2 separate regions of the Mus musculus genome follow, and region 1 is linked to region 2. The links are chromatin loops, found by intact Hi-C in ENCODE. Cell type or tissue: gastrocnemius. All regions are shown on one strand. Each heading gives the region's core, and the rest is flanking DNA. Links, peaks and the distances in the headings are about the cores only.

Region 1 (15,162 bases), core at 4,027-12,026, 60 kb before region 2:
CGGGAGACACTGAAGAATCCAGAATGGACCACCATTCAATGTCTTCCCTTCTGCAGGGTTCTACTGTTCCTGGCCCTGCTCAGCCAGAGGATGCTTCAGGGACACAAAGACTCATAGCCTAGGCAAGACTGCTGACTCACCCTCTTTGAACAAAGTGTTGGCATGGGGCAGGGCAGGGCAGGCAGGCAGCCTGGGCAGTGACCTAGTTCCCTTGGTCGTGCTTCACTCTTAGGCAGAGATTTTCTGAACCTAAAGAAGAGGCCCTCAGCAACCCTGGTAAGTGTCACTGCACCTGTTCAGTACCTCACACGGGCTTCAAGCACCTTGAACCCTGATCCATTTACCCTAATAACTAGGTCTTATGCAGATTCAAATGGTTAATAGTGTGCACAGCTGAAAGGCACCAGGTCCACTTCAGCTACAGCTCCCAAGCTAACCCACATACCCTCACCTCACTGGCTCAGAGCTTCTGGCACTTGGCTGTCAACTCTTCGAAATGCTTCACAAATTATGAGATTACCTGTGCCTGTCCAGTACTCAGTTCTTCTATCCTCTGCTTTTCCTAGATGCTGGCATGGATAGCCCTCTCAGGACAGAGATGTCCTTCACTGAAGTTGTTCAAGCACTTGTTATAAACCCCACCTGAAAGCCCTGTCTATCTCTCTTGCCTCTATGCCCTCTGCAGGCCTGGACCCTTTGAGTACTTCGCGTCTTGCCTCCTCTTCCCAGCTGTATTGGCTAGTTTTGTGTCAACTTGACACAGCTGGAGTTATCACAGAGAAAGGAGCTTCAGTTGAGGAAATGCCTCCATGAGATCCAACTGTAAGGCATTTTCTCAATTAGTGATCAAGGGGGCAAGGCCCCTTGTGGGTGGGACCATCTCTGGGCTGGTTGTCTTGGGTTCTATAAGAGAGCAGGCTGAGCCGGGCGTGGTGGCACACGCCTTTAATCCCAGCACTCGGGAGGCAGAGGCAGGTGGATTTCTGAGTTCAAGGCCAGCCTGGTCTACAAAGTGAGTTCCAGGACAGCCAGGGCTATAGAGAAACCCTGTCTCGAAAAACCACAAAAAAAAAAAAAAAAAAAAAAAAAAAAAAGAGAGCAGGCTGAGCAAGCCAGAAAAGAACATCCCTCCATGGCCTCTGCATCAGCTCCTGCTTTCTGACCTGCTTGAGTTCCAGTCCTGCATCCTTTGGTGATCAACAGCAGTATGGAAATGTAAGCCGAATAAACCCTTTCCTCCCCAACTTGCTTCTTGGTCATGATGTTTGTGCAGGAATAGAAACCCTGACTAAGACACCAGCAGACAGTTATTTCATGTGTCTGCGCCACTGTGCCTGCATGTGTGTATGTGCACCACTTGCAGACTTGGTGTCCTCAGACATCAAAAGGAGGAAATCGGAACCGGAGTTATAGACGACTGAGCCTCCTTGTAGGTGCTGGAAAGTAAACTAGGGTTCTCTGCAAGAACAAGTGTTCTTAACTGTTCTCCAGCGCTGTCCCCACCCCCAGCTTCCAGATTTAAATGTCTGGCACCTTGACAGGCAGGTAGTGTTCTACTTCAGTTCATCTGGTGTGTGCCCCACTGCTTGTCAGGTTCGCCTTTCTCTACTATTCCCATCCTTCTACTTTCTGAAGGACAAATGTGTAAAGATATATGCTGTGTTCGGGATCCTGGTTTTAGCAAAAGAGCCACAGACATGAGAATCACCCGTCACTACACGGACTCAGAGGGACTACTTTTCCACCTACCTCCCACGCAAGCACAGTCTCCTAGACACCGTCCTTGGCCCAGTCAGCCTCTCTGTGGATGCTCCGCCCCCGCCAACCTCATACTGCTGGTCCCCAACACCTGCTTTACTGGCATGTAGCTAATCAGCCTGGCCACCTACCTCCCGTTCCTTGTCTTCTTCAGGTTTCTCTCAACCAGCATGCTAAATGCTAAAGGCTGTTTGTTCCCTGCATTCTTAGATAGCAGAGACGTTCTGGTCAATGTACAACTCCACAGCTTCCTGTTAAATGTGTCCTAGTTTCAGGCTCCACACCTCAGTGAGGCAGCTTTGTAGGGATCAAGCAATTTTATACCTTTCCAGTTATCATCTTCAAAAAGAACAGGCAGCAAAAGGACCTGCCAAGGGCCAGTTCCCTCCCTTCATGTCCTTCCCACCCCCTGCTCAGCTCCTGATACTGCTTCCTTCCTGAAATGCTGCTGTTAAATTTAGATCACCCCCAAGCCACAAACAATCACGCTGATGGAAAAGATGACATTATCTATGCAACTTAACAATCCCAAGTGTGACCACACAATCCTCCCAGAAAGCTGACAGTCTTGCTGGGCTTGCCATCTGAGCCTTTGCTATGTCACTTGGTATTGTTTATACTACCAAAAACAAATATTCTAGTTAAATGTGGTAATCTTACTACTTGGGGAGCAGAGGCAGAAGCAGGAGGATCACTTTAAGTTCATGGCCAGCCTGGTCTAAATATTGAGTTCTAGGCCAGTCAGAGTTATATAATGAGACCTTGTCCCAAAAAGTCTGTAAAAGCAAACTGTCCTCTAATCGGCTCTGGCTTGTAGCCTGCACTTCTGGCCGGCAGGTGGGATGCACTTAAGACATCCACAAATACATGACTGAACAGATGAATGAAATGCTGAGGGTGAGGTGCAGGCACTGTGAGAAAGACGGACCTAGTCAGAGCCAACAAACAGAAGGTAACCAACCCCCAGAGGGTGGCTTACATGCCCAGGCACAATAGGAACCAATGTCCAGGTGAATGCTTCTCTGGGAATGGAGCAGACAAGCCAGCATTTGCAGGGCCCGTGTCAAACTATAATGGCCTGTCAAGAAGTAACAAGGATGATATGGCTTTTCAGAAAATAGCTGGGTCAGGTAGGAGCTGGGACAGATCTCCTAAGGTGCGGATAGCGAATCAAGTGTACAGAAGCAGCGAGTGTCTAGCAACCCTACACCTACTGAGGGTTAAGAGAGTAAAACCAGGAAGTGCCACTGCTGCACTGTTTGAAGTCTGCCTAGCTCCCTCTCAATGAAGGCTAGAACAGAGCCACCCAGGACCCCAGTGACCATACCACCCAGGCTCTCTGAGCCTCTTCCATGATAGGAATCATGGGTACTGGTGAAGATTAAATGACGAATAGATACGCACTCAGCAACATGCTTGGAACAAACCACACACTGGAGGAATTAGCTGTTACCACAGTGGCCATTCCTGTTCCTCCTGGAGCCAACAATTTGCCAGAAAACCTGGCATCTAACATAGGGAAAGCCAACAGAATCCTCCAATAAATTACCCCACAGTATATACAGTAAAATTGAGACCTAAGTGCCTGGCTTCAGATAGAGTAGAGAAAGGAATGTGAAGAGTTACCATAGTGATCATGTGGACTAGCACCAAGGGAAGCTGTATAGAGGCCTTTCATTCACTCAGAAATATACATTTAGATCAGGCACAGTGGATCTGGAGTTCTAGACTAGGGAGGCCAAGGCAGGAGGATAACAAGTACAGTTTAGGTATACAGCAAGACCCTGTCTCAAAAGCATATGACTAAAAAAAGGGGGTCTAGGCAAGACTCGTGATAGTGCTGGAGATAATGCAATGATTGAGACATATGGAGTGTATGATTTAAAGACAGGTCCAATAATGGAAAATACATGCAAAAGTGGGTTTTAAGTTTCCCTTGAGCCGGGCGATGGTGGCACACACCTTTAATCCCAGCACTCAGGAAGCAGAGGCAAGCGGATTTTTTGAGTTCGAGGACAGCCTGGTCTACAGAGTGAGTTCCAAGAGAGCCAGGGCTACACAGAAAAACCCTGTCTCGGAAAAAAAAATTTTTTTCCCTTGAGTGGGGCTGGAAAGTTTGCTCAGCAATTAAGAGTACCGTTGCTCTTGAGGAAGACCTAGGTTTGAGTCCCAGCACCCACATGGTATCTCACAACTGTCTATTATAACTGCATAAGGACATCTGATGCCCTTGTTTGGTACCAGGTCTGGCACATGGTACACAGACATACACTCAGGCAAAATACCAATGTGGTACCTGCTCCTTAGACCTGTTCTGAGTTCAATCCCTAAATGCTCCACAAGGGTGAGAGAGAAAACCAACTCCCAAAGCTGTCTTTTTTTCCCCTTATTTACTTATGTTTTTTTTCTTTCTTTCTTTCTTTTTTTTGGTTTTTCGAAACAGGGTTTCTCTGTGTAGCCCTGGTTGTCCTGGAACTCACTGTCTAGACCAGGCTAGCCTTGAACTCAGAAATCTGCCTGCCTCTGCCTCCCAAGTGCTGGGATTAAAGGCGTGCACCACCACACAGCTCTATTTAGGTATTTTTGAGACAGAGAATCACTATGTAACTCTGACTATCCTAAAACTCACTGTGTAGACCAGGCTGGCTAGAACTCAAGAGATCCACCTGCCTCTGCCTCCTAAGTACTGGGATTAAAGATGTGTGCCACCATGTCCGGTAAAAAGCTGTCTTTTGACCTCTGTATGAGGACATACACACACCATTAATAAATAAAGTACTTAAAAACTCCCCCTGGCTGGGCAGTGATGGTGCATGCCTTTAATACCAGCACTTGGAAGGCAGAGGCAGGCAGATTTCTGAGTTCAAGGCTAGCCTGGTCTACAGAGTGAGTTCCAGGACAACCAGGGCTACACAGAGAAACCCTGTCTCAAAAAGCCAAAACATAAATAAAAAAATAAAAATAAAAAACTCCCCCTGACTCTGTCACTTAGAGAAATGGAATTCAACCCCAATGAGAGGCAGCATGGAGTAAGATTCCCATAAATGGTGTTGACCAGTGGGTCACTAATCTGACACCACAGCCCTGCCTGTAGCAGGGTCTTCACAGCATGCTGGGACACAGGCACATTATCCTCACTCTCTCAGGTGAATGCATCATCTGATGCCACAGACATCTCTGTAACCATCAAATCCCAACATTCTCGGCAATGCCCATCGTCAGCATCACTCCACAGCTTCCTTCATAAACACTAACTCCCAAAGGAACAGAGAAATGAAGGAGCACCCATGGACCCATTAACAGGCCATGAGCATATAAACCACAATGGATTTTCCTGAAGGATCCAACACTTAGGAGTCTTTGTATGAGCTAGGACGAGATATAACTGTCTTACAATGCCCATATCACAAACAAGGACAGTCTTGTGTGCTGTAGTAATAATGTTTCCTGGGTTCAAGGGTAACTACCCAGTTGGCTGGCTTGAGGCCAACAGGGACCTATCATCCCAATGCCACATATCAGAACCAGAGGCAAATTTATTTGTTTTATGCTTGTGTGTAAAGGCTGTTCCCCACCCCCGCCACACCCCGCCCTGTCCTCTCCCACAGCTGAGACTCCACAACGCCTTTTCTCTGGAGCATAATTCCACCATGCATGCCCAGATGAAGCTCTCTGAAAATGTCCTGTTCCATCCAGAGAGGAGATCACTGCTGCTGGGCACAATCACTGTTGTGTCTTCAATGCCCTGATGTTTCTAACTCCACAGAGACCCTAACCACAAGTATTTAAAGCACCAGACCAGAGGACTCCTGCAGACGCTGGGCATGTGGCCACAGTACTGTCACTGTTTCAGGTGTCAGTGCTAATCAAAGAAAAAAAAAAGTCGTTTTGATGACTCACATGTTTGTAAAGTCAGAGAGAGCGATGTTCACACCCAAGGAACAAGCTAGACCAGACGTTGAGACAGGTAAATAACCCAGCTGGGATCAAGAAGGAGATCAGGGGCCAATATGGAGCAGCAGACTCCTTCCCAGGTGGGGACTACCCTGCTCAGAGGAGCCCTGGACCTTGAAAAAAACCTAAAAGTGAAAATGAACGTTCTCTTTCTGTTTTCCAGACATGGTTTCTCTGGGTAGTCACGGCTGTCATGGAACTTGCTCTATAGAACAGACTGGCCTCCAACTCAGAGGTCTGCCTGCCTCTGCTCCCCAGCACAGGGACTAAAGGACTACACCACCAGCACTTGGCTGACATGCAGAGGATGTTTAATAATGGTGAGAGAAAGGAATCATGCGCTTATCTACTTAGAGAACGAGAAGTCCAGCTCTTTCAAACAGTAAATACACACTGTGCGCACACTCCAGAACCAGCTGCTTTACCACTGCTAATCTCTTCTCTGAGGAGGCCCAATGCTCTGACCCAAAGGCCTGATATCTGTGCTGTATGCATGTCAACCCAGCATGAGAACCATGCTGTTGAGGCTGTTTGCCTCTGTGCTTCACACTGCTGGACCCACACGGGCCGTACAGCTTGTGCATCGTGAAAGCACTGGGTGGGTGAACAGTGCCCATGGTAAGTCTCACACCTCTGTACTCTTTATGTGCTAGTGGCCCCACTTCGGGTAGCACGTCATAGGAAATCTGGCAAGACTCCGTTGACAGAGGAGAGGAGGAAAGAGGATCCAGCAGGAGGCTGTGTGGATATGTGGTTGAAGCTGATGGGGAAAGGAAGAGTGGAGCAGGGACAAGCAGTCTCTCCAAAGCACAAGTTAACACTAAGCATTTCTGAAGCCAAGCCCAGCCCTTCCCACACTCCCCCATTGGAAAGGTAACCCCCCAAAGCCTTTCTGAGCAGGGCTGTCACCCTGGGACGCCCAGTTAAATACCAGTCAAGGCTGCCTGGCTGTGCAGAGGTCTTTTCACATACCCTGCAAAGTAAAACCATGACTCTTCCTTTCCTGCGCTGAAGATGCCTGCTGTGAACTGAAGCTGAGAGGTGCTTGGGGAGGACTTACAGAGAAGATCCAGCGCTACTGTTCAAAAGGAAGGGTCCTCCACTGATGTCCTGGCAGTCATCACCCTTGACAAGTCCTAACTGCTAAGAGTGGTAGATGTCTTACCTACACACTCAGCTGTTATTTACCAGACCGCCAGTACTCAGAGCAGTAAGACAGGGCTAACAAGACCCCAGAGAATGAAGTAAAAAAGCAGAGTAAAAGGGACTCGGGAAGCGACCAGGAAGGTAGAATTAGTCCAGTGATATAAGATGACAGGCCCACTGCACATTAATTCCTCCGGAGTCAGCAGCCCCTGTGATCCAATCCCACCCACTGTTAGCTACGATTTTACCTTAAATATCTAAATTAAGAGGCAAGCTCAGGCAAGTGCCAGTGATGCAATCTACCTTGTGTATTTTTTGCCATGCACCCGGAAGTTAACAAAAATCACATCGCAGCAGACCTATTTTCTCCCTGCACAGGGTGCGGTGTCTCTGAGCAAACCCCTCCGGCGGCAGTGCGGTGAGCACCGGGCCCGTCGTGCGGTATCTGCCGCGCGGCCCATTCCAGGCCCTAATGGACTCCAAAGACCTGCTGCTGTGACTTCTTAGTAGCCACCAGGACCCGCGCCCGCTTGCCGACGGCTCCTCAAGGCAGGGCCAGAGGATACCGCAGCGACACGCGCAGAGGCCGCCCGCTCCCGCGACAGGCCGCTCCCACCTCGCGCGCCCACAGCCAACCCCGGCCTACCGTTGCTGTAGGCGTACGGGGATTCAGCTGCGCCGTCCTGAAGGCTCTCCAGGATCTCGCCTTTGCCCACGTCGCTGTCGCCCACCAGCAGGAACTTGAGCAGGTAATCGTAGCTCTTCACTGGACTGCCCTGGGTGCCCATCCTCCCGCCCGCCGCACCGCGGCCCACGGCACCGCCGCCAGACCTGCGGGCGAAGGCTGGTGAGCGGCCGTGCGGTCAGGACGCTGATGCTCCCGCCCGCTGGCCACCGCCCCCAGTGCACCCGCCCCGCTGCCGCCAGCTTCACCTCAGCCTCCTAGCCGCCGCCGCCGCCGCTGCCGCCGCCGCCACCCGCCGCTTCCCGCACGGCACCGCGCAGCCCCGCAGCCCCGCCCCCGGATGCGCCGCCGCCATTGGCCACCCTCCGCCGGCCCTCTCCGGGCCATTGGCCTGGCAGCCTGGCCGTCACGGTCGCCCCGCCCCCACGTCGCCCCACACAAGGTGCCGCCCAGCCCACGGTCGCCCCGCCCTGCCCACTCGCCACTGCTACTGGCCCGCTGCCACCCTCTTTCTCACTTCTGTTGGTCTACATGCTTGTCTATCACTGAAGTCCCGTCCCCGCTATTTCGTACACAGTGTTGCTGAGGCTGGCGTTTTTCCCCGCCTCCTCGCTGTGACCATTGGCTACTTCCCACTGATTTTCCGAAATCATTGGTTGCTCTTGCATGTCCATCCCAACCCCTACTGCTTCCTGCAGGATGCCTCAGAGCCATAGTAGCCGGGCACCGACCTGCAACATCCTGGCCTCCCGCCCCCTCGTCATCACCATTGGCTACTACTGCTAAGGCATTTGTGCCATCTAACATCGATCATAACCTCCTAGGCCCACCCCTTTCCTAATTCGGGCCAATCAAGAGTCAAACATTACACAAGTCTACCCTTCCCCCCTCGTGGACAAGCGGAAGGGTAGAGATAACTCCTGCTTCAGCTGAGTCCCGGGAGGAGGGTGTTGGAAGGGGGCAGGTTATCTATCAAGCTGCGTTGGCCGGCCGCTCTCACAGAGACCCAGAAGGGAAGTAACAAAGTTCGTCGTACACTGTGGGGCTCGCCTTCCCTGAGGGCAGGGCGGGGACAGCCACTTAGTGTTCGCCCTGGAGGGGCAAGCCTCTCTCCCTTGTGGGCTGTTCCAAGGGGTGGGACTTCCTCCTGGCTGCGGAGTGGGCGGGGCCGCTACTGAGTGTTTTGGCACAAGGATGGCGGCTGAAGTCCACCTCTGAGCTGTCTCTTGTGGGGGACATCCTTCCCAAAGCGGATCCTGAGGGCTTGGACCAGCGACTGAGCAGCGTTGGCCCGGTGAACTCCAGGATGGGCAACGCATTGCATGTGCACACTCGGTCGGCCAGCTCCAAGGCTGGAGGGCCACGGACAGCGTTCTTGGTTAAGAGTGCATTCACAAGTCACATAAATAGCAAAAAATTTAAAACGTAAAACATAAGCCGGGCGTGGTGGCGCTCGCCTTTAATTCCAGCACTCGGAAGGCAGAGGCAGGCGAATTTCTGAGTTCGAAGCCAGCCTGGTCTACAGGGTGAGTTCCAGGACAGCCAGGGCTATACAGAGAAACCCTGTCTCAAAAACCCAAAACCAAACCAAACCAAACAAAAAACAAAAAAAACCGTAAACATAGATTGGGACCAACGCTCTTGCACTGTAAGCCTAACAGTATGAGTTCGATCTCCCTCCGGTGACTGACCATCTGTAATCTCCATCTAGCTCCGGCTCCTATAATAAGAAAGAAAGGAAGTAAAGATAGGAGAATTTGTCCAGCAGTTCAAGAGCTACCTGGCCTGGTGTAAGCCCATTTTAACAGGGGGAAAGGCTGCAATGACTTCTGAAAGTTATCCTCTGACCTCCACATACCTCCACATGCTGCAGTCACACATATACTGTACCTTGGAACAGTTTTTACACAAACTTCCTGAACATTGTCAGATAATAGATAAAGTGTGTGTGTGTGTGTGTGTGTGTGTGTGTGCATGTGTGTGTGCATGTGTGCACGCAGAGGACCCGGGTTCAATTCACACATGGCAACTCACAACTGAATTCACACATGGCAGCTCACAACTGTCTGTAACTAGTTCCAGATCTGACACCCTCACACAGACAAATGTGCAGGCAAAACACCAATGCACATTTAAAAACAAGTATAAGAAACTGATAAAATGAGGGATTGGATGAAGAGTTGGTTTAGAAGTTCAGAGCACTCGTTGCTCTAGTAGAGGATCAGGGTTCAGTTCCCAGCACCAACTTGTTAGCTCACAGTCATGACTCCAGTTCCAGGCAGGGATCTGATGCCTACTTCTAACTTCTCCAGGACCAGGCACATTCTTGGCACACTTACATACATGCAGGCAAAACAATGAGACACATATATCATTAGAAAACAGATGGCAAGCAGGTGTGTTGATATGGTGAAAAGTATTACCCATAAAAAGGTATGAAGACTGGCACAAGAATGAATTTTTTAAAGGACTTTATTTATTATATGGAAGTACACTGTTGCTGTCTTCAGACACACCAGAAGAGGGCATCGTATCCCATTACAGATGGTTGTGAGCCACCAGGAGGTTGCTCAGGACCTTCGGAAGAACAGTCAGTGCTCTTAACCACTAAACCATCTCTCCAGCCCCAAGAATGAATTTGGACAGGGCATGTAAATCCCAGTACTGGGAAAGCAGAGGCAGGCCAATCTCTGAGTTTGAGACCAACCTGGTTTACAAAATGACAGTCAATCAGAGCTTGTTACACAGAGGAACCCTGTCTCAAAAACAAAATGAAACAAAAAAACCAAAACCAAAAACCCCAAAACTCTGTGATGGCAGAAGTTTATAAGCCCAGCTGCTTGGGATGTTGAGACAGGAGGCCAAGAAAGGATAACATCAGTGCCGACTCGGTGCTGCTCCTTCACATGACCACTGAACACAAGTCTGGGCAGTGTGCCACCAGTGATGAGGTGCCCGCTGAGCACAGATGTGTCCACAGCTGACAGCTCTCCTGGCTGCTGGGAAGGCAAGGACCTCCTCCTAAGCAGGTTAGGTGGGTGACACACGCCTATAGTCCTAATACTCGGGCAGGAGGATTGCCATGAGTTCAAGACCAACTTGAGCTACATGACAAATCCAGGTTTACTGAAGGTACTGGATAGATGGCTCAGCAGTTAGGAATGGTTGCTGTACTTGGGCGGGATTGGAATTTGGCTCTCAGTACCACAGCACATGACCACCTATACAACTCCATGGTCAGGGGATCCAATGCCCTCTTCTGCCCATCTGAGCACCTGTACTCACTCACAGTCATGTCAACAATAGACAAGCAGGGTGAAGCTGAGTTGCCATGTGTGGTGGCCACAGAACTTGAGGGAGCTGTGACTGGACAAGCATGTGGAAAGGCCAAGAAGTCCATTTGACTCACATACTGAAAACTGTCTCTTTAGCTGTGTGACCACTTCAGTGACACTATTCAGTTGGTTTTCCCAGATTGTACAGAATGGGAGTCATTGGACAATCCCTCAGGAGAAAACAGACTGAATTAATCAATCAGTGGATGTCAGGTTAGCACAGACTGACTAATCAATTGGTGGATGTCAAGTTTGTGTCAGGCAGTTAACAAGTCTGCTGATGCTAAAAACTAACATTAAATGTTCAAAGGTGAAATTAGAATTCAGTAATTCCAGGTTATATCCCACCAGCTACTTAAGAAATGTGAAAAACATACACACACACACAACCAGCCAGGTATGGTGGCTCACACCTCTAATCCCAGCACACTTGGGATTCTGATGCAAGTTCAAGACTGGGCCTACAGAGGCCCAGTCTCCAAGAAAGAAAGAATTAAGAAAAAAACCTACAAGGGGTGTTTTCTCCAAGGGACTGTTAGATCCAGGCCTCCTCTCCAGCAGCAGGTACCCTTCCTTCATTCCAGCAGCCCCACACTAAGTGACTACCTCCCTCCTAAGCTGAAGACAGAGCCTTTACTGAGCGTCTTGGCCCTGTGAACACTGCCACTTGGTTTGACACAATATTCAGGAAATATTTGTGAGGGGATGGTGCCTGAGAAATGGCATCAGAGCTCTCCTCACCTGCCTTCAGGGACAGGTTTTCCTGCTATTCTCTTGGTCAAGGGTGTGTAGGGTGGAGGCTCCTGAGTCCTGGAAGGCAGAACCACCCTAAGGCCTTCCAACAGAACTTCTCAGCTCATTCTGACTCTCCAAAGGATCCCAGAGGTAGTACCTGTATCTTTTTCTTTTCTTTTTTTTCCTGGCTACATTTTGTCCAGGAGTGGCCAATCCCTGAGCTCTGGATCACATAGATTTCATAATAAGATTAGTTAAAATTAATTAATAATAAAGTCCTGCCGGGCATGGTGGCGCACGCCTTTAATCCCAGCACTCGAGAGGCAGAGGCAGGCGGATTTCTGAGTTCGAGGCCAGCCTGGTCTACAAAGTGAGTTCCAGGACAGCCAGGGATATACAGAGAAACCCTGTCTTGAAAAACGAAAAAAAAAAAAAAAAAAAGTCCTGATCCTCAGCTAATGAGTAGTTGAGAACAGAGTCCTGGAGGGCCACAACCTGGTTACCAGGGAGATCCTCCCTTATAGAGGCCACTCTGCCCAGACACGTGAGCTTTGCCTCTGTTCTGATAGCTCTCACCCCCTGTGCTGGCTGTAATGATGGTGAGAGTCTTTCTTTAGAGGTGTGAGGTTTGAAATAGGGATGTTCACCCATGGGGGCTGAGACTAACCTACCCCCCCCCTTCCAGAGACACACACTGGCTGTGACAATTGAAGTCAGCTGTTAGCCTGACTATACTTAAAGCACACCGAGAAAACTGATCACACTTTATCTCTAGGCTATCCATCAGAATATTTCCAGAAACAGAGATGGGCCTTTGAGTCTGAGTGGACTGAGCAGCATGGTGGCCCACACCTTATTTCACAATTTGTCAGGCAGGACTCATGGGAGGTAATTAGTAGATGAAGTCATGAGGGTCGCTCCCATGGTGGCATTAGTGGCCTTAAAGGAAAAATGAGCTAGCACACTTGCTTTGTTTCTCACAATGTGATGCCTGGAACCATGTTGTTTGGCAAAAATGCCCACAGCCAGATGCTGTGCCAATGGCCTTAGATTCTCAGCCTCTAGAACAAGACAATGAACCTCTATTGATAACACATCTGGGCTCTTGCATTTTGTTATAATTAAAAAGAGCAAACTAAGACCAACTTCCCCACTCTGGGTGGGACCCTAAGTCCTCTGAGAATTCTGGGAATCATACAAGGGGACAGACCCTAGGCCCAAAAAACCATGTGTCCAGGAAGCTTAGGAAGTAACCACAAAACATTTCAGTTTGGCTGGAAATTGGCAGTTGACAGTTGGCCTAGCATTCATGACATCCTGGGTTTGATCCTTAGCACTCCATAAATTGTGTTATGTAACTGTAATCCCAATACTCAGGAAGTAGAGGCAGGAAGATCAGCAGTTCAAGGTCATCCTTAGCTACGTAGCAAGTTGAGACCAGCCTGAAACACATGATACATATTTCAAAAAAGAAATGTTTCCGCCAGGCATGGTGGCGCATGCCTTTAATCCCAGCACTTGGGAGGCAGAGGCAAGTGGATTTCTGAGTTCGAGGCCAGCCTGGTCTACAGAGTGAGTTCCAGGACAGCCAAGGCAACACAGAGAAACAAAACAAACAAACCAAACAAAAAACAAACAAACAAACCAAACAAAAAAGGCAATGTTTCAATTACTCAGAGGTCCTGGCCTTAAGACTGGAAACAAGAAGCCCTAGAACCTCTCATAAGTAGACAGATTCAGACATAGTGACGGACATGGCAGCTAGTGGAGACAGAATGAAGTCGGGCCATGTTCATGTCCCAAGTACCTGCAGACAAGCTTCTTTCAGTTACAAAGGAGGGCAGATTGTGATAGGAACCCTGACAGCTCCTGGGAAAGGCACCTGTCCATCAAAGTAATGCCCACCCAAACATCAGCCCTTGTTGTTAGACATACATGAGCTATGTCTGAGAATCATCAGAAAAACCTCCATGGGCACAGCTCTCTGCAAGAGGCAACTGTTTTGGCTCCAATGGCCAGTGTTCATTTGGCCAGCTCTGGTGCCAGGCCCTGACTGGTCCTCAGAAGGGCAGACAGCCCAGTACTCTGCTGCACACGAGGACAGCTGCCAGACTAATCTCATGACAGGGCCAGCTGGGCTGAGGTCAGAAGCTCTGCCTGATGTGAGTACAGGAGTGAAAGGATGAGAGCAGGAAGCTAAAGGATGGGTAAGGGTGGCCAGGCAGAGTAGGGAAAAATGCATGCACAGAAGTAGTAATCCGTGTGCTGCTGAGTCCAAAGGGACCAAGAGACAAGTGGAAGGCCTGCCTAGAGTGGAGCACCTAGTATTGCATGTGACAGCCATTTTCAGCAGGCTCTCTCTGGGCACAGGGTCACACAGGGCCCTATGGCACTCCCCAGTTGGCTTATACTGATCCTTTGTGGAGTCCCAGGCTAGAAAGCAACTGAGGGACCCTTCTTCATAACCAGGATGACAGGCCTGGAGGCATCTGAAGACTGCAGATGCTAAGAGTCAGTTGAAGATGTGTGGTATTGGCACACTCCTTCAGTCCCAGCACTAGGGAGGCAGAGGCAGGCTGATCTGTGTGTGAGCCAGCCTGGTCTACAGAGTGAGTTCTGGGATAGCCAAGACTACATAGAGAAACTTGTCAGTCCAGGGCAGAGCTCTGCTTTGTTTGGAATCCACATAGTCAAAGCCCAGATTAGACAACCCCAGCCCTTCCAGACTGTATCCCAGCTCCCGGAATCTGGGTGAAACTATGGCCAGAGGCACTGAGGCTCTAGCTCTGTTCACCTATCTATGACGTCTTCAAGTACCTAGGGCTGCAACTCAGCAGAGCCTCTGCAGAGGCCTTAGGCAGGAAATGATGATAGTCACCTGGGGTAACCCAGTGCCCCACCTAGCCCACCCACCTAGAGCCTGGCCAGACGAGCAGGACACCCAAGCTGGTACTCCAGATTCATGAGATTTTTATTGTCATCACAGGATCAGGATTCATCTTCACCAAAACCCTCCACTGGCTGCTTAAGAGTGGCTGTGACCTATAGCAAGAGGAAGCAGGCACAGACAGACCAATGTCAATAGTCCCAAGTGCCCCTGAAAGACAGGCTGGGCCGGCTGTCCCCTCCTGCCCACAGTAGACAATTCAGGCAGTGAGGTTTCCTGCCCCCTAGGGACTAGCTCACATGGGGTCCCACTAAGTGTTAGGGAACCAACCCTGGCCATTTCACCACCCCAAGATCATTCACACAATGAGCCATGAAGTGCCTGTCCAGAAGGAAGCTATCTGGTCCCATAAGGAGTCTATAAGAGAACATAGAATATTTTGCCAAAGGGCCTATTCATACATGGAGCACTAGCCAGGTTGGCAGGTATCCAATCACCTCAGTTGATATAACTTCAAGCAAAGGGTACCCAAAGGCCTATTAACAGCAACTTCACAAAGCAATCTCCAGAGTAGCAAGTAAGCCCAATGAAGTACAGGGTGAGGGATTAGTTCGAGGGGCTAAGGGATCAGCAGCTGCCTGTTTCCCAATGGAAATGTTCTG
Region 2 (15,162 bases), core at 2,368-10,367:
CCCTCTCAAACTTGTCTCTAGTCTACAAAGGTTTTATTCCTCAATTAGGAGAACAATTCTGCCTCATTACAGACAACTATCAAGGAGACATTAAGTTCACAGGAAAGGCTGGGCAGTGGTGGCGCACACCTTTAATCCCAGCACTTGGGAGGCAGAGGCAGAGGCAGGCAGATTTCAGAGTTCGAGCCCAGCTTGGTCTACAGAATGAGTTCCGGGACAGTCAGGGCTACACAGAGAAACCCTGACTCCAAAAACCAAAACCCAAAAAAAAAAAAAAAAAAAAAAATCACAGGAAAGGAAAAAATGCAGGGCAGAGGGCACAGCAGGATGGCACTTAAAGCTCTAAGAGGCCAGGGTCAGACTGCCTTTAAAAGGGCAGCAGCCGACTGTGTAAAGGCACACTCACCCTCAAGTCCTAGGCCTGGACAATCCCAGGGAGCCTGAGAGACCATCCATGCTGAGTGCAGGAGAGCCACACCTGGTGGCTAAGGGAGTGCTAATGAGACCAAATAAACCCGAGGACTTGGCAGCTGCGAGACTGACACTCACAGGATAACTTATAGCCCTCTTCTGGCTGTAGGTGGAGGTCTCTATGTAGGTGGAGGTCTCTATGCTGCCCTTTGACTGGTTAGACCACAAACTTGTCTGGTTTCAGCAGTTCCTACCCGAGTCTCCTATCACACACCAATAGCACTTTCTCTGGCTTCTGAGTAAGTCTCTATAACACAGACATTGGTATTGGGTTACAGATGAGGGGAGACTGACATAAGGGGTGCAGTTCTGCTTGACAGGTGACAGTCTGTATAGTGCCTTTGAGAGCCAGCACCTGATACCTGGGAGGGTCACCAGCACCAAGCCCAGTCCCACTCCAACATACCCAGGCATGGGGAAAATTAGTTCTGCAACCCTACACCATGAGGTTTCAATCAGAACCAGCTACTTTTCCCATGAAACAGTGTTTCTTTCCTCACTACCTTCTGAGTTAGCATGCCAGGGGCTGCTTTTGCAGAGGGCCTGGTGCTATTGGCTGGATGGCCCTTTGAGATTTGAAGGCTTTTAATTCATACTTGGAAATGGCTAGAGAACAAAACAAAAGGGGAGGTAGGAGAACTGAACTTATGTGCAATGAACATTTCACATGCCTCCCTCCATGTTTTTTTTCTTTTGGAGAGAGAGTCTTACTATGTAGCACAGATTGGTTTAAGCTCCGCATCCTGCCTCCACTTCTCAGGTGCTGTGATTACAAGCATAAGATATCACACTGGGCTAGAAAATTCAAATTTCAGTTTCTACACAAAAGACCATGCTCATTTATTTACATGTTGTCTGTTGCTTCTTTCAGAGATCACACAGCTCAAGAAGCCACAAATGTCTCCTGACTGTTCTATTGAGGAGAGCTGGCTGGCTTCGACCAGGCAGCAAAGCCCAGGTTCAGACTTTCTGCAACCCACACAAAGGGTATAAAGAACTAAGAGAAGGCTAGAGGTCTGGCTGGAACCCACCATGGAAGAATTCCCAAAATTGTCTTCTGATCTTCACAGGTGGGCACATGTTCCCTGCCCTAATAATAATAATGCAGGGCTGGAGAGGTGGCTCAGCGGTTAAGAGCACTGACTGTTCTTCCAGAGGTCCTGAGTTCAATTCCCAGCAACCACATGGTGGCTCACAACCATCTGTAATGGGATCTGACGCCCTCCTCTGGTGTGTCTGAAGAGAGCAATGGTACACTCACATACATAAAATAAAAAAATCTTTAAAAAAATTAATAATAATGCAAGGCAAAGAAGGACAGGTAGAGATGGTTATGTGACCTCCCATAATCCAGCACTGGGGAAACTAAAGCAGATGAATCAAGGTTTCTAGGCCAGCCTGGAGTACATACTGAAACCCCTCAAAAGGAAACAAAGCAGGGAGCTCAAAGATGGCACAAAAGTTAAGGTCACTTGTTGCTACTGTAGAGGACCTGGGTTGGATTCATAGCACCCATGTGACAGTTCACAACAATCTGTAACTCCAGTGTCAGTAGATCTGACATGCTCTTCTCTAACATCCATGGGTATACACACACACACACACACACACACACACACACGCACGTAAAATGTTCATATACATAAAATAACTTAAAAAAAAAACCAAAAAACCAATAAGTCAACAAAAAACAAAGCTCAAATAAAAAGATGCTAGTATACTTTGTGTAATCTATTGTCTATAGACTGTTGTCCTGTCAGTATGAAATCATCCCAAATGACAGTACTGAGTTAATACTACTATCCCTTTTCTGGTCAAGGTGCCCTTCCCTACTCCCCAGCCCTCTCAGGGTGCCACAAAGTAACCTCAGCTAACCTCACATTCTTACTGCTTTTGTGTTCACACAGGGTCTTACAATGTAGCCTAAGCTGATAGCAAATTCCTGATTCTCCTGCCTCAGTTTCTGGAGTAATACAATGCACTTGGCTCTGGTTAAGATCTCTGGACTGTGTTCTAGCTCAGTATAGACATGCCCCTTCATGGGACACAGTAGGCTCCTGTGCTGGTGGCTTTGTTTGGGGCATCAGTGAATTGTATCTGGTTTTTGCTACTTTGGTGAATTCTTCTTTTTCCCACCCTTGGTTTCTCCTCTATCACTAGACAGGAGAGAAAGACTAGAGAGGAAAGAGAGAGATAAAGATCTCAGAATCTAATTTCTTTTTGTTTCTTCTTTGCTACTTTATAGGTTCTTTGTTTTTCTACCCTTTATCCGCGCCCCCACCAGTTTTACTCCATATCACTAAACAGGAAAGAATAGAGGGGGGAGAGAGAGAGAGAGTGTGGAAGGCAGGGATGTGAGGGAAGGGGAACTGGCAGAGATCTGAATCTAATTCCCTCCCCCTTTTTTTCCCTCGAGACAGGGTTTCTCTGTATAGCCTTGGCTGTCCTGGAACTCAGAAATCCGCCTGCCTCGGCCTCCCAAGTTCTGGGATTAAAGGCGTGTGCCACCATGCCAGGCTTCACCTTGTTTTTTTGTTTTTGGATCATGACTACTGTCAAACTGCAATCTCCATTCCCCAACAATGCCTGTAGGGGCTCTAACACTTACATACCCTCTGAAAAGTTCCCAGAATTCCAAATGTTGCAGAAACTATCTGCAGTTGGCAAAACCCCGTCTTTGCTAGAGCACGAGGCAAATCATAGTCAGCTGCTGCAAAACAGCCCCATATCCCCACATCCCCACACCTGGGATTAGAGTGAAATAATATTATTATATTTCTATGTTTTTTTTTTTTTAAGAAATCAAGATTCCAGAATTCTAACTACAGTGAAATGTTGGTGGCAGGGTGCCTAGCAAAACATGCTCCTATCCATCAGTCCCATGTTACAACAGTCACCCAGTCACCTGTGTCTCCTGTGGTTGTCAGTGCCACAGCAACCCTCAAACTGACAAGCCCTGGCAACATGGGAGCCTCCCGTAAGAAATGTACCCCAGGGCTGGTGAGATGGCTCAGTGGATAAGAGCACCCGACTGCTCTTCTGAAGGTCCGGAGAGTTCAAATCCCAGCAACCACATGGTGGCTCACAACCATCTGTAACAAGATCTGACGCCCTCTTCTGGAGTGTCTGAAGACAGCTACAGTGTACTTACATATAATAAATAAATAAATCTTAAAAAAAAAAAAAGAAAAGAAATGTACCCCAGCATTTCTGGTGCTTCTCTCTCATACCCAAACACTGAGTTGGGGAGAGGGAGGAAAGAGTATTGAGTTAGGCTTAGCACAAATGCCCATGGGGCAAAAATTGTTCACCACAGGGTCTTTCCCACATTTACTATGAAAGCAGGAAATATATTCAGGGGCTGCCCATCTGCCTACAGGAAGATTACCTGCTCCTCCAGGAAGGTACTAGGGACGTGCATGGGCTTGGGTGCTGCTTGCCCCACAGTTCCTATAGTCCTCACCTACCCTTCTTGCCAATCCTGCCCAGAGCACATCCTCCTCCTGCCTTTGTGCTCGCTCACTGGGGACACTTTCTTTGAGCATAGGGTCTCTTGGGAGGGTGGGGACAGCATATTCTTTCTTATTTGGTAAGTATGCAGAACAAAGAAGAAAGAACAATGACTCCAGGAACTCTCCATGCGACAAAACCCCAATCATGTCTGCTATCGAGGAGGAGAGAGCCCTTTGGTGTGCTCAGGAGCCTCTGTCCTGGCTAAGGGCCACCTGAGGCTTGAGAGATGATGACCCCTACCTTAACCCCACTACACACACCATGAGCCACTTGACTACCAGCTCTTAGTTGGCCTACGGGGTCCTCTCACCTTGAGAAGCTGGCATCAGTATGGCTCTGCTTGTTTTGAGACAGTCTCATGTATCGTACGATGGCCCAAAACACTATGTAGACAACAATGTTCTTCCATTCCTGATCCTCCTGTGTAAGATTGTGTGGCTTACCACATAGCTGTTCATGTGTGCCTCTTGAAACCCACCTTCTTTCTGCTGGCCTTTCAGGCACAACTATAGACCCCAGCATCTCCAGCAACGCTGGCAGTTGGCAAGTCCACATGTATGTAGGCAGCTGGGTAAAAGGTTCTACATGCCTTCCTTCTGGAGTCTGACAATCAGGGGCCACTGAGAGAATAGAATGGGAATCCAGCAGCAGCCCTAGAGAGGACTAGTTGTTCTCTGTCTTGGCCAGCCCTCTACAAAAGCAATTATTCCACCCAAGCAACTTGGCCAAGGACACGGGAACCAGGTCTTCTCTGAGTGAAGGAGGCTGGTCCCTCTCAGGTCTCCCCCATCTAGCCCAGAGTACACCAGCATAATTAGCATGTGGTGAAGCAGGGACACCAAGGAATGCCAACACAGGTGGATCCAGTCTTTGTTCACATTCTGGTTGCATAGGCTGTACTCCAGCACGGCCCCCCACCCTGGGTGTTAGGCTTGAGTTACCTCAAGTGCTGTCCTCGCTTTGCCGCTACTCTAGAGAATACTCCACTTGCTCATTCTTTTACTCCTCTGTGTGCCCAGCAAACACCCGTTGACCTGTGCTTTGAGTCAGGTTGCTTTAGGAGGTTGGGCACAGCAAGTAGTGATTCTCAGAGGTCCCTGCCCCAGACATTGTCTCACTGCTACATGAATTAGTGTAACCACATCAGCCTCCAACAGGAGGCAGAAGAGGCAGGGGACAGTAAAGACCACAAGATTTGAGAGATAGGTTCTCCCATCCTCTTAACCCAGGAGCATAGCTATGCCTTCCCAACTCCATGACCTACCAGCCAGTACCTCCTTTATTTTCATCAGGGAACTGTTCCACTTTTAAATGGGACAGTGGCCTAGATCTGGCCTCAAGGAATGGGACTGCCACTGCTCTAAAAGACAAAGTATTAATTATCAAGCTGCATTAGCATGTCCCCAGCCTTGGTGTGTTTGTTGAGGACAGCTGGGGGGTATCCACCCAGGGCAAGCATGAGAAGACAGGATGACACTTCCATTAGATTCTGCATGGAGCCACATAAGGGTGTCCTCTCAGTCAGGAGGCCAAGTCCTAGCTATGGCATCAACAGCTTCACTTTCAGCTCTGAGGACCCATTTGCAGGGGAGATGCTTAGTATACTTCAGGTAGGTCAGATTCATGGCTCTTCCTCACAGGTGCTTAGGCCTGGAGGTTGGATTGGCTCTCACAAGCCCCAAAACCTGTCTAAGGGCTGCAAACCCTTTGTATAGGCTGTCCCTTGGTCCTACACTACCACAGCCAAGTCAGTATTTCCTGCCCAGAGCTCCCAAAGACTTGTGGGATGTCTCATTTCCAGGACAATCTGGGGATTTTACCAAGTCAAGGCCAGGGAGACCTACTGCACCTTGTGCTTCCAGGGCTCTTGGTGTAGGAAGTACAATGTCTTCCTACATCTCCTATCTGGGGCGGTGCCCAACCCCAGTAAAACAAGAGTAGAACGAGGTTTCCTATAACAATTGATAAAGTATCTACCACACAAGGCCCTCCTCTGGGTAATTTTATAAAGGACCATCTCTCTCCCACTTTAATTACAGTAACCCCATGTCACTCCCCTCTTAAGAGAGCGGATGACAAGGGAGAGCAGTGTCTAGCCCCCACCTGACTCCCATAGCTACCCCCATATCTTATACTTGTACCCACCAGTGCAGGAGGCAGCAAGTCCAGATGTGAAGCCAAGAGTAAGCCACTGCTGGAATGCAATTCTGTCCAAAAGCAGCTGCTATCAAGGCCAGCTCCAGAGAAAATGGCCTGGGGACAGGAAGTAAACCCTCCCTTCAAGAAACTAGGCTAAGATCTACCTCAAGGAAGCACCCAACCCTGTGAAAACTGGCTGAGCAGCATTCTCTAAGAGACAGGGGGAGTGTCTCCACAGGAGTGTACTACCCCCTTAGCTCTTTGAGCCTTTGGCAGGCCACAGGCAAGACATCTTAGGTGGTACATCTAAGAGGGTACGAGACCCAAGTGGCAAGACCAAATGCCACTAGCATAGCTTCCCCGAAAATATTTTCCGCAAAGTCAGAGAACCAGGTTGGTAGGGCAGGGCAGCAGGGCAGAGGGCTGGTCACCAGAGACCTTGGGCACTGGCCCAGAGAAAGGGGTTCCTCCTGCCACCTCGGTACTTCTGCCCTGCTGCCCCATCAAACAATCCAACAAACAAGCCACACCATTTGGTAACTAGCTCACCTGACGAGATGCCAGTGTGCCCACACCTGAGTTGCTGCCTTAGGAAAGGGCCTCTGAAAAAGCTGACCACTGCAATCCTCACCAAGAGAGCATACCCCTTTTATCAAGGTTTGGACTCTGGCTCAGGAATGCCAAGTGCAGCCTCTGGGATTATCTGCACAAGCCAAAGTCCTACAAATGAGTCCTGACTGACCATGTGGCTCAGGCCCTGCCCTCTTGTACAGTGCTACAGTGAGAACCTTTCAGAGGATTGATTACTGTCCCACCTGAGCACATGCTGTTCAGGGACTCCTGTCCTTTAACAAGTTGTATTTATTCCACAGACAGAGACCACAGGGGACAACAAGGTTTGCTGGCTCTTAACTACCTCTGTCACAGGAACCAACTTGTCCCATAGTCAAACAGGCCTGTGGCTAATTCTATACTGGTAAGGACAATACAGGAGGTTATTCAAGATCCTGTCTTGATGTTCCTCACCTTGGTTCTGCTCTTGGGCAGAGTGCATCACCAGGGCCACAGATCAGTAGTAGTTGGCAAGAAAGCCTAGGCTGTCTAGGTACTGCCAGGGAACCATGCCCAGGTTGGGGCAGGGCTCAGGGAAACAGTAGAATGCCATCAAGATTCCCTGGACTCGGGTTCTGGCACTGCTCAGCCACTCCAGCTGCCTGCCAATGCGGAGCCACTGTTTGAGCTGCAAAGCTCTGCTTTTCTAAGCAGCTGCTCACCATGGAAGATGCTGCCATGCCAGGTAGGATATTCACATGTCCTCATCCTGTACTTCCCTTCTGAGTCACTGCAACCTCCTACACGCACTTGGCCACTGCCCCCTCGTACGAACAATACTGGAGATGGTGGTCACCACCCTCCACCTACACACAAGAAGCAGTGTGCAAGCTGAACTCAAAAAGTGAACCAGAGATTATACTGAAAATGAAAAAGCCCATCTAAGAGCCAGGTGTAGGACAAAAAGCCTTAAGAAGAAGGCTGTCCATTTTTCCATTTGTGTCAAGTGCTTCCTGGTCTCCAGCTCACAAGCAGAAGTCAAAAAGTCAGGCTGAAGCTGGGTATAGTTCCACACAACTTTAATCCCAGCACCCGGGAGGCAGAGGCAGGCAGATTTCTTAGTCTGAGGCCAGCCTGGTCTGAAGTAAGTCCAGGACGGACAGCCAGCCAGCCAGCCAGCCAGCCAGCCACACACACACACACACACACACACACACACACACACACACGCACACACACACACACACACAAGCACACAGATACACATGCACAGACATACATGTAACCACACACACACACACACACACACACACCCCTGAGCTGAGGCTGGACCTCAGAACAGTAGCGGCACCTCCAGCTGTACGCCTATTCAGAGCAAGTGAGACACACTGATCCTGCTGAGGTGAGCTACAGCAACTCTTGAGGCATCTACATGCCAGACCTGCTGCATCCTAACAGGGAAAGGGCCACTGAGCATCCTTCTGTGACCATCCAGAGGGAATTGCACACCAGCTTAATTATACATTATGAGAACAGAAATTGTGTTTTTCAACGTGGTATTGCCAGGAAAACAAAGGATTTAAGTTTTTAGTTCACAAGCTGTGTTGTTTAATGTGGAACACCATTTTAAGAGAAGGTAGAAGAGCAGCCTGCCGGCCCTGCCATCAGCAGAACAAGAGTCATGGGATGAGGCACTCAAGCTCATGGCCAGCTCCAAAGAGGTGGCCGGGATTAGGAGCATGCGGGGCCATAGCATGTCTCCCCTGACTTCCTTCCCCACTAGAGCTCTGGCCTTTCAACATCTCTGCAGAAGGGCAGGGGCTCCAGAAAGCTATAGAACATATTGATTTTTCCATTAAATTGTGTATGGTCAGCAAGAACAAGCAAGGGACAGAAGTCTGAGACTCCTTTTTTTTTTTTTTTTTCGAGACAGGGTTTCTCTGTATAGCCCTGGCTGTCTTGGAACTCACTCTGTAGACCAGGCTGGCCTCGAACTCAGAAATGCACCTGCCTCTGCCTCCTGAGTGCTGGGATTAAAGGCATGCGCCATCACGCCCAGCTTTGAGACTTCTTTAAACACAACTTTTAAGAACTTTTAAGGACAGAGGAAGGCAACGGGAGAGGGCACCTTCTCCATCAGTGAGCGTTCTGCAGCCTTCCCATCCTGTTAGCAGCAGGTATGGCTGTACCCTGACATTTTCAAATAGCCGCTATCGACTTGTTTTCCTTCCAATATCCCAACACTCTACCCAGGCTCATCCTCCAGCTTGGCCACAGGGAAATGGGGATGGCAGATTCAGGGAAGCTGAGACATGGAATATGGTGCAGGAGAGCCACGACTGTGCCTTTGTCAGTACAAGAGGGTTGAGGCCAGGGCAAGTGCCCACTTGTTTTCCTGAAATGGAGCAAGCCTGCTCTGGTGCCCAGTGAGTTCTTACGCAGTGATGGCTATATCACTGGTTTCCCACATGACAGACAGCTTGTGCAGAAGAGTAGAACAGAGCAGTTGGACTGCCCAACACCTTATGATGGTTTACCCTAAGACCCACACTAACCACGCCTGCATTGCCACACTGTCCTCCTATAATGCCACCCCTGGCCACTGTCTGCCTAGTAGGACCAGTCTGGTAGGCAATATGCTGTCCACACCAAGATACTCTTTGGTCCACTGGTCACAAGGTTTCCACACAGCCATGCCATGGTCCACAGAATGACAATCATGTGGCTAAGCCTCATGATCTCCAAGCCTCAACCCAGTCTCCTCTGCCTCCTCTCAGCGACACTTATGCAAGGGTCATAAGCTGGTAGTTTACTTCTCAGACTGAGAAACAAGCCAGGTGCCTGTTTCCACAGAGACCACATGCTACTTTTCTGGGTTAGGAGAACTCTTTAACCTTAGAAGTCAATCGACTCAAGGCTACCAGAGGTCAGCAGTCAATTGAGGATGCTTACTGGCTACCTGATCAGTGTGGGGGTGAACTGAGTTGGTTACCAGGACTTGCCAAGAAATAACACACACGTCTTGAGTCTGGGAGACACCAGGAGCTGGGCTGCCCCCAACAGAGCCCTGGGGATAGGCTAGAAAGATATTGGAGGTCTAGGAATCAAATGGCTCCAGACAGCCGAGACAAACTGAGGATGTGTGAAGGCCAAATGGCAGAGGTGTATCCAGCCTGAGGAGTTAGGGACTAATTAGAGCTTCTGAAAGCAGGAGCACAGAACACTTCAGGGTGCTCAGACTGTGTGAGGTGATAGAACCAGAGGGGACTGGAAGGACAGGGTAGTCAAGAGATAAACAGCCAGGTAGGAGAACAATCCACACCCCGCCCCCAGGCCTAGGGAGGGGTGGAGGTGGGGACAGGAAGTGTCCTTTAGGCCAGAGTCTTAAGGCCATATCTGTATTTCTCAAAATTCAGCCTCCCAGGCCACACAGTTTAGAAATCATGACAAAATAAAGAGACAAGTCACCAGTGATCCTGGGTCTCTCCGTATCTGGTGTTTTTCAAAGAGCTTAACATTTTTCGTTTATCATTTTAAAAATTATTTTTAAAAAGTTTAATTTTGGCCTTTTCAGCCCCAGCAATTGTCTAGTGCAGTGAAAGGCAGTGTTGATACTAAAGACCACAGGGATGGACAAAGGACTACTCTAACTTTCTTAGGCTCTTAACTTATCAGCTCATCAATAGCATGTATACTGAAGGTTTTCAGGTCACCAAAAAGGCTCATCTCAAGAGCCACCAGTGAGAATGTGGAAGGAGACCAAAAAATGCTTGTGGTTTGGAGACTTAGAACTCTGTCTATCCCTCTCCTGTCAATGGATGACGGACAGCCTCAGTTTCCACATCTGTAAAATGGGCCTTACAAGTTTTGCCTTAAGGCCTGGACAATGTACAACAGGGGCCAGGAAAGCTTGGGAGTAGACAAAGCCTGGATCCAAGGATGGGCCACAATGGAACCCTTTACCCACAGAGGACTAACCTAGGCTTCTACATAGATATGGAGTTAGGGCCACTCTCAGACACTATGGCCAGCAGAGATTTTGATAACTCCATTGCAGTTAAGTTGTACAGTTTCTGAGCCTTGGATCCAGCAGGGTTCAAGTCTTCCTCCATGGAGGTCAATGACCTGTCTACCAGTCAGACAGCTCTAGACATTCTTAGATGTTAGAAAAGAAATGGGTGCATCTCTGTGGAGCAGAAGGACCTCAAAGGAAACAGAATCTACTACCCCATGGAGGCAAGCTACTGTTCAGCAAGACACAATTGCCCTAGACTGCAGAACTGTGGTCCTGAGCGCATCCCTGACAGCTAGACTCTGGAAGCAGGGAGAAACTCAAGAGGCAAGCTCCACATCTGTGACTTGCAGTTCTCCAGACTGGGAAAGGGGAAATTGCCACTGGAGGGGTAATCTCACAGTTTCTTACTGAGTAGCAGTTCTTCCTGATTTATTGCTGAACTGCAGGGTCAGCAGCAAACACTCAGGTAGGCTCTCAGGTTCTCCTGAAACTCAGGAGGTATCTATCCTGTTTTCGAGGCTAGGTGTTTCGCGGTCCTGTTTCAGTATCTGTACTCAGGGACCCTAAGAGCCAGCCTAGCAAGGACCATCTGGCCACACAACAGGGTTCCCAAATCAGACGTGGAAGGGCCCCTTTTTCAGAAAACAAAAAGAAAATCCCGCAGCTGTCAAGGGGCTGCTCTGTAACTTTCTCGGCCTGCTGACAGGCCCGCAAAAACAGAAGTGTGGGATGAGGGGGCACACAGGACGCTTTACTCTTGCTGCCGCCCCAGGCAGCTGCAGGTTTCTGCAGACAGTGCCCCCACGACCTATACCTTCGTACAGTGGGCCAACGCTTAGCCCCGGACAAGAGGGCACTCAAGGACAGGCAGGCACCGAGGGTCGCCTGCGTCTGAGGTTCCTAGGCTGGCCTCGAGTGACCCACACCTCCGGCGCGCTTCCCCCTCCCCTTCCCGCTCACCACAAGCCAGGCTACTGCTCCCAGGACAAACATGGAGCATCCCGGCTGATGCCCTGAGGCCGAGCTCTACGAGTCCTAGGCCGTCTGGCCGGCCGCCTACCGTGGAACTCACCTTAGCGAGCCGGCGGCGCCTCCTCAGCGCTCGCGATCGGTCTAGGCGGGCGCGGCCCTAGTGCCGGCCCTCAGTCGGTTGACCCACAACTTCGACCGGAGGGCACCAAGGGCCCCTTCGCGCCAGCCGCGATGCTCCGCCGGCTTAGCGCGTTTTGGCCGCGAAGATCCGTCTCGGCCCGGCAACCTTACAAACGCCTCCGTAGCTAGCGCCCGCCGTCCCGCCCGGCCTACCCGCTACGCCTTACGCTGCTTCCGTAGCGTGGCGCCCAGCCGGGGCCCGAGGCTACAGCGCGTCAGGGGCGCACGCGGCACTGGGAACCCGGAGCCGGGACTACGGCTCCCACAGGGCAGAGCGACGCGGCTCAAGGCACGCCGGGAATTGTAGTCCATGAATGGTCCTACCCTCTACTCTTTCCCTGAGATTTCGCCCTCCCAACGTGACCGGAGACGCTCAGTTCACGGATGCAGTTGGTACTCCCAAGCTAGTTTGATGTGGCGCGCTGGATCCGGGAAGAGAACGGACTACAGCTCCCAGGATCCCCTTAAGATGGGCTTTGGGCTCCGGTAGGCGTCCACGGGGTTCGAGTGTTACTGCGCCAGGGGAGATGTCGGGAGTCTGGGTCGTGATTTTGTACAAGGTCTGAACCGGTTGTCTGCTGCGTTGGGGCAGTAGGTGGTACAGTCCAACCTAGCTGCCTTGGCTGCTTTCTACCTCTTCCAGCGACTTCTGGTTTCTTTCCCAACGGTCTGAAGCAGCAACCGTGCTGGCACTGCTCCTTCCGAGGTTACTCCATCTGAGGTCTGTGTTTACTCGAGTGCTAGATAGGCACGTCACTTTTTCTAGAGAAACACTGGCATCTGAGGCAGTCCTTTGAGTTATGTTCACAAGAGCCCCCAAGCTATTTCCCATTAGAGCCCTTTGGCTCCCCCGAATTAACTTAATTCCAGCCACTTGTCCTCTGCAACTGAAAGCTAACTAAGAATCAGGCTGCTAGCCGGGCGTTGTGGCCCACGCCTTTAATCCCAGCACTCGGGAGGCAGAGGCAGGCAGATTTCTGAGTTCGAAGCCAGTCTGGTCTACAAAGTGAGTTCCAGGACAGCCAGGGCTATACAGAGAAACCCTGTCTCAAAAAACAAAACAAACCAAACCAAAAACCAACCAAAAACCAAAAACCAAAAACAAAAAACAAAAAAAAACATAGCACATAGCAAAAGGACACCCGGCACTCTGAATGTTGTGTGAGAGATTGGGTACTATTTGCCCCCGGACCCAGAAAACCTGAGTCTGGCTCAGTAGAGACTACAGATAATGTTTCTGGGAAATCATTCATGCTCCAGAAGCTAGAAAGCTAAAGACTGGCCATTGAATTCAGGATGCTGTGGGGACACCTATGCCTGAATGGGGAAGACACCAAATTTTGGCAAGAGGAGAGGAGCAGAGGCTGTCTTCCTGAGCCCCCTGACAGTGGTGAAGTCACTGCTCATTCATCAGTAGGTGATACCCATGATCAGGAGAATGGCCAAGCTGGATCCAGGACAGTATCTCTGGTCACTACGGGTCATCACTAGTGCAATGATGTATCACTGCACTAAGTAAGATGATCACACAGCAGGTAAAGCTGGATCATCCCAGGTTGGCTGAGCCCTGATCTATGCTAGTGTAGTATGGGCCAGAAGACAGACACCCTGTTGAGTGCACAGACCACAGGACACCCTGCAGAGGTCAAGAAGGGCAGAGAGAGCTTTGCAGGGACAGAAGCCATAGATCAACCACCCTGACTCTTGAGCAGATGGGACCCAACACTATTCCTCATAGTTTTGGGGCCACAGCTACAAAGGTATAGTTGCTTAGGTATAGTTGCATAGTTGCTAAGGAGACTGAGGCAGGAGGGTCATGAGTTCAAAGTTGACCTGGGCTAGAAAGTTCAAGGTTTTGTCTCAAAAAGTAGAGGGGTGGGTCAAGATGGTGCACTCCTTTAATCACAGCTCTTGCACTTGGGAGGCAGAGGCAGGCAGATCTCTCCAAGTTTTGAGGCCGAATCACATAAGACCCTGTCTCAATAAACAAAACACAAAGGTACACTTATAAAGGTGCATACTGCAGCCACAGTGCAGCTAGTGCTTGCCTAGCACGCGTGAAAACCTAGGTTTAGTAAGACTCAGAAGCTATTACAGAGTCAAGGTCCCCATTGGGTGAACACCCAGAAAGCTTTAGACAGGACTGGCAGGTTAGTCAGGTCTAAAACTTGGGTCTAAATTTCTCTTGATTTCCACAAGTGACATATACACACACAAGTCAGAACACCAACCTCATGGAAAATGTAAGTGGAGGTTCCCGGCTAAAATTCCTGTCACGCTCTGGGCTTCTTCTAAGATTCCAAAATGTCAGCAGGTTCAGAGCAGATATGTATAAGTACCCGGGCTCACCACAATTCCTCAGGGTAGTCAGGGAGTCTAGTATCAATTTAAATTTGCAGAGGCTAAGCTTCATCTATGTTGTTCTCTAACAGATAACTGACCAAGACCAGGAAGATAAAAACAATGTCAGAGGCCAACTGGAGACAGGATTTGCTTTGGGCAAAGCGTTCCACTTGCTGAAGGTTCAAGAGTTGGCAAGTCCTGTGGCCACTCCCTCCACACCCCCACCATCAGAAGTATAGTGAGGAGTCTGCTAGAGGATGCCAACTTCTGGGATTATCCTCTAGGCATAGTGGTGGGCCCATACAGAAAATTCTTGGACAGCTTTTCCTGGAATGTTTCTACTAACAACCCATCTCAAACATGAGATCCCTTTACAGCAGATCCCAAATGCAGAGCTGTCTGCCTGGGGCTCAGTTCCCTCAGAATCTTCCACTGGGGGTTGAATGGACAACGCTTACCTGGGAGATACACCGAGGAGCTGCCAGGCTTTGGTGCGCTGTGCTCCTGGTTTATTTCTAGCCTTTCCTAGGCAGAGGCGCCTTTTTGGTGTCAATTAAATTCCCATGGCTAGAACCTAACTGGGAGTGCAATAGGTACGTGGTTTGCTGTTCTGATGATGTGTAGTGTCAGGGTCTACTGTGCCACTTAAACTCTTCATAATATACCTCCTCCCATTCTCGATGGCTCTCAATATTTCACTATACCCTCTGACCACAATACAGTGATTTCTCTTGGACACAGGATGTGTAGGCCAGGGGTAAGAGCACTGTGCCTGAGATCTGTGAGATCCACATCTATACTTTCCCCTCTGCCTGTGTGGCAACCTCAACTGAGGCTCCTATAGTCCTTCTGGGCTGTATTCAGGGCACAAGTCTTACCACTAAGGGGCTGTGGGAGGTCATCGGGAACTTGCCTTTAGAAGTGACTGTCAATTGAACAACTCACTTCAGGACCTAGACTCTGCCCATCCTAGAGGA

The links. Hi-C counts contacts between places; a loop is a spot of excess contacts. Peaks named below come from ENCODE experiments on the same cell type or tissue, not always from the same donor. Only the 100,000 strongest peaks of a DNase experiment are listed, where the experiment ranks them.
Region 1: it touches region 2 in a loop (4-fold over the local background); 5 of 42 quality-filtered maps call a loop at or near these places.

Annotation. Positions count from the first base shown.
Region 1 is chr17:25,911,861-25,927,022 of GRCm38, forward strand. It overlaps Rab40c (Rab40C, member RAS oncogene family), which reads right to left and starts at 7,854. Exons shown (of 7, transcript NM_139154.2): 1 at 7,792-7,854; 2 at 7,505-7,689. The coding sequence starts at 7,646. It overlaps Pigq (phosphatidylinositol glycan anchor biosynthesis, class Q), which reads right to left. Exons shown (of 11, transcript NM_011822.4): 11 at 14,560-15,162. In gastrocnemius, for the core only: no CTCF peak of the experiment used is centred there; DNase peaks (open chromatin) are centred at 7,478, 8,046, 8,236, 8,670 and 1 more place; H3K4me3 peaks cover 2,923 bases; H3K27ac peaks cover 2,229 bases.
Region 2 is chr17:25,973,709-25,988,870 of GRCm38, forward strand. It overlaps Capn15 (calpain 15), which reads right to left and starts at 12,166. Exons shown (of 12, transcript NM_001347334.1): 1 at 11,763-12,166. It overlaps 1700022N22Rik (RIKEN cDNA 1700022N22 gene), which reads left to right and starts at 12,122. Exons shown (of 2, transcript NR_166913.2): 1 at 12,122-12,328; 2 at 14,275-14,763. In gastrocnemius, for the core only: no CTCF peak of the experiment used is centred there; a DNase peak (open chromatin) is centred at 7,298; H3K27ac peaks cover 339 bases.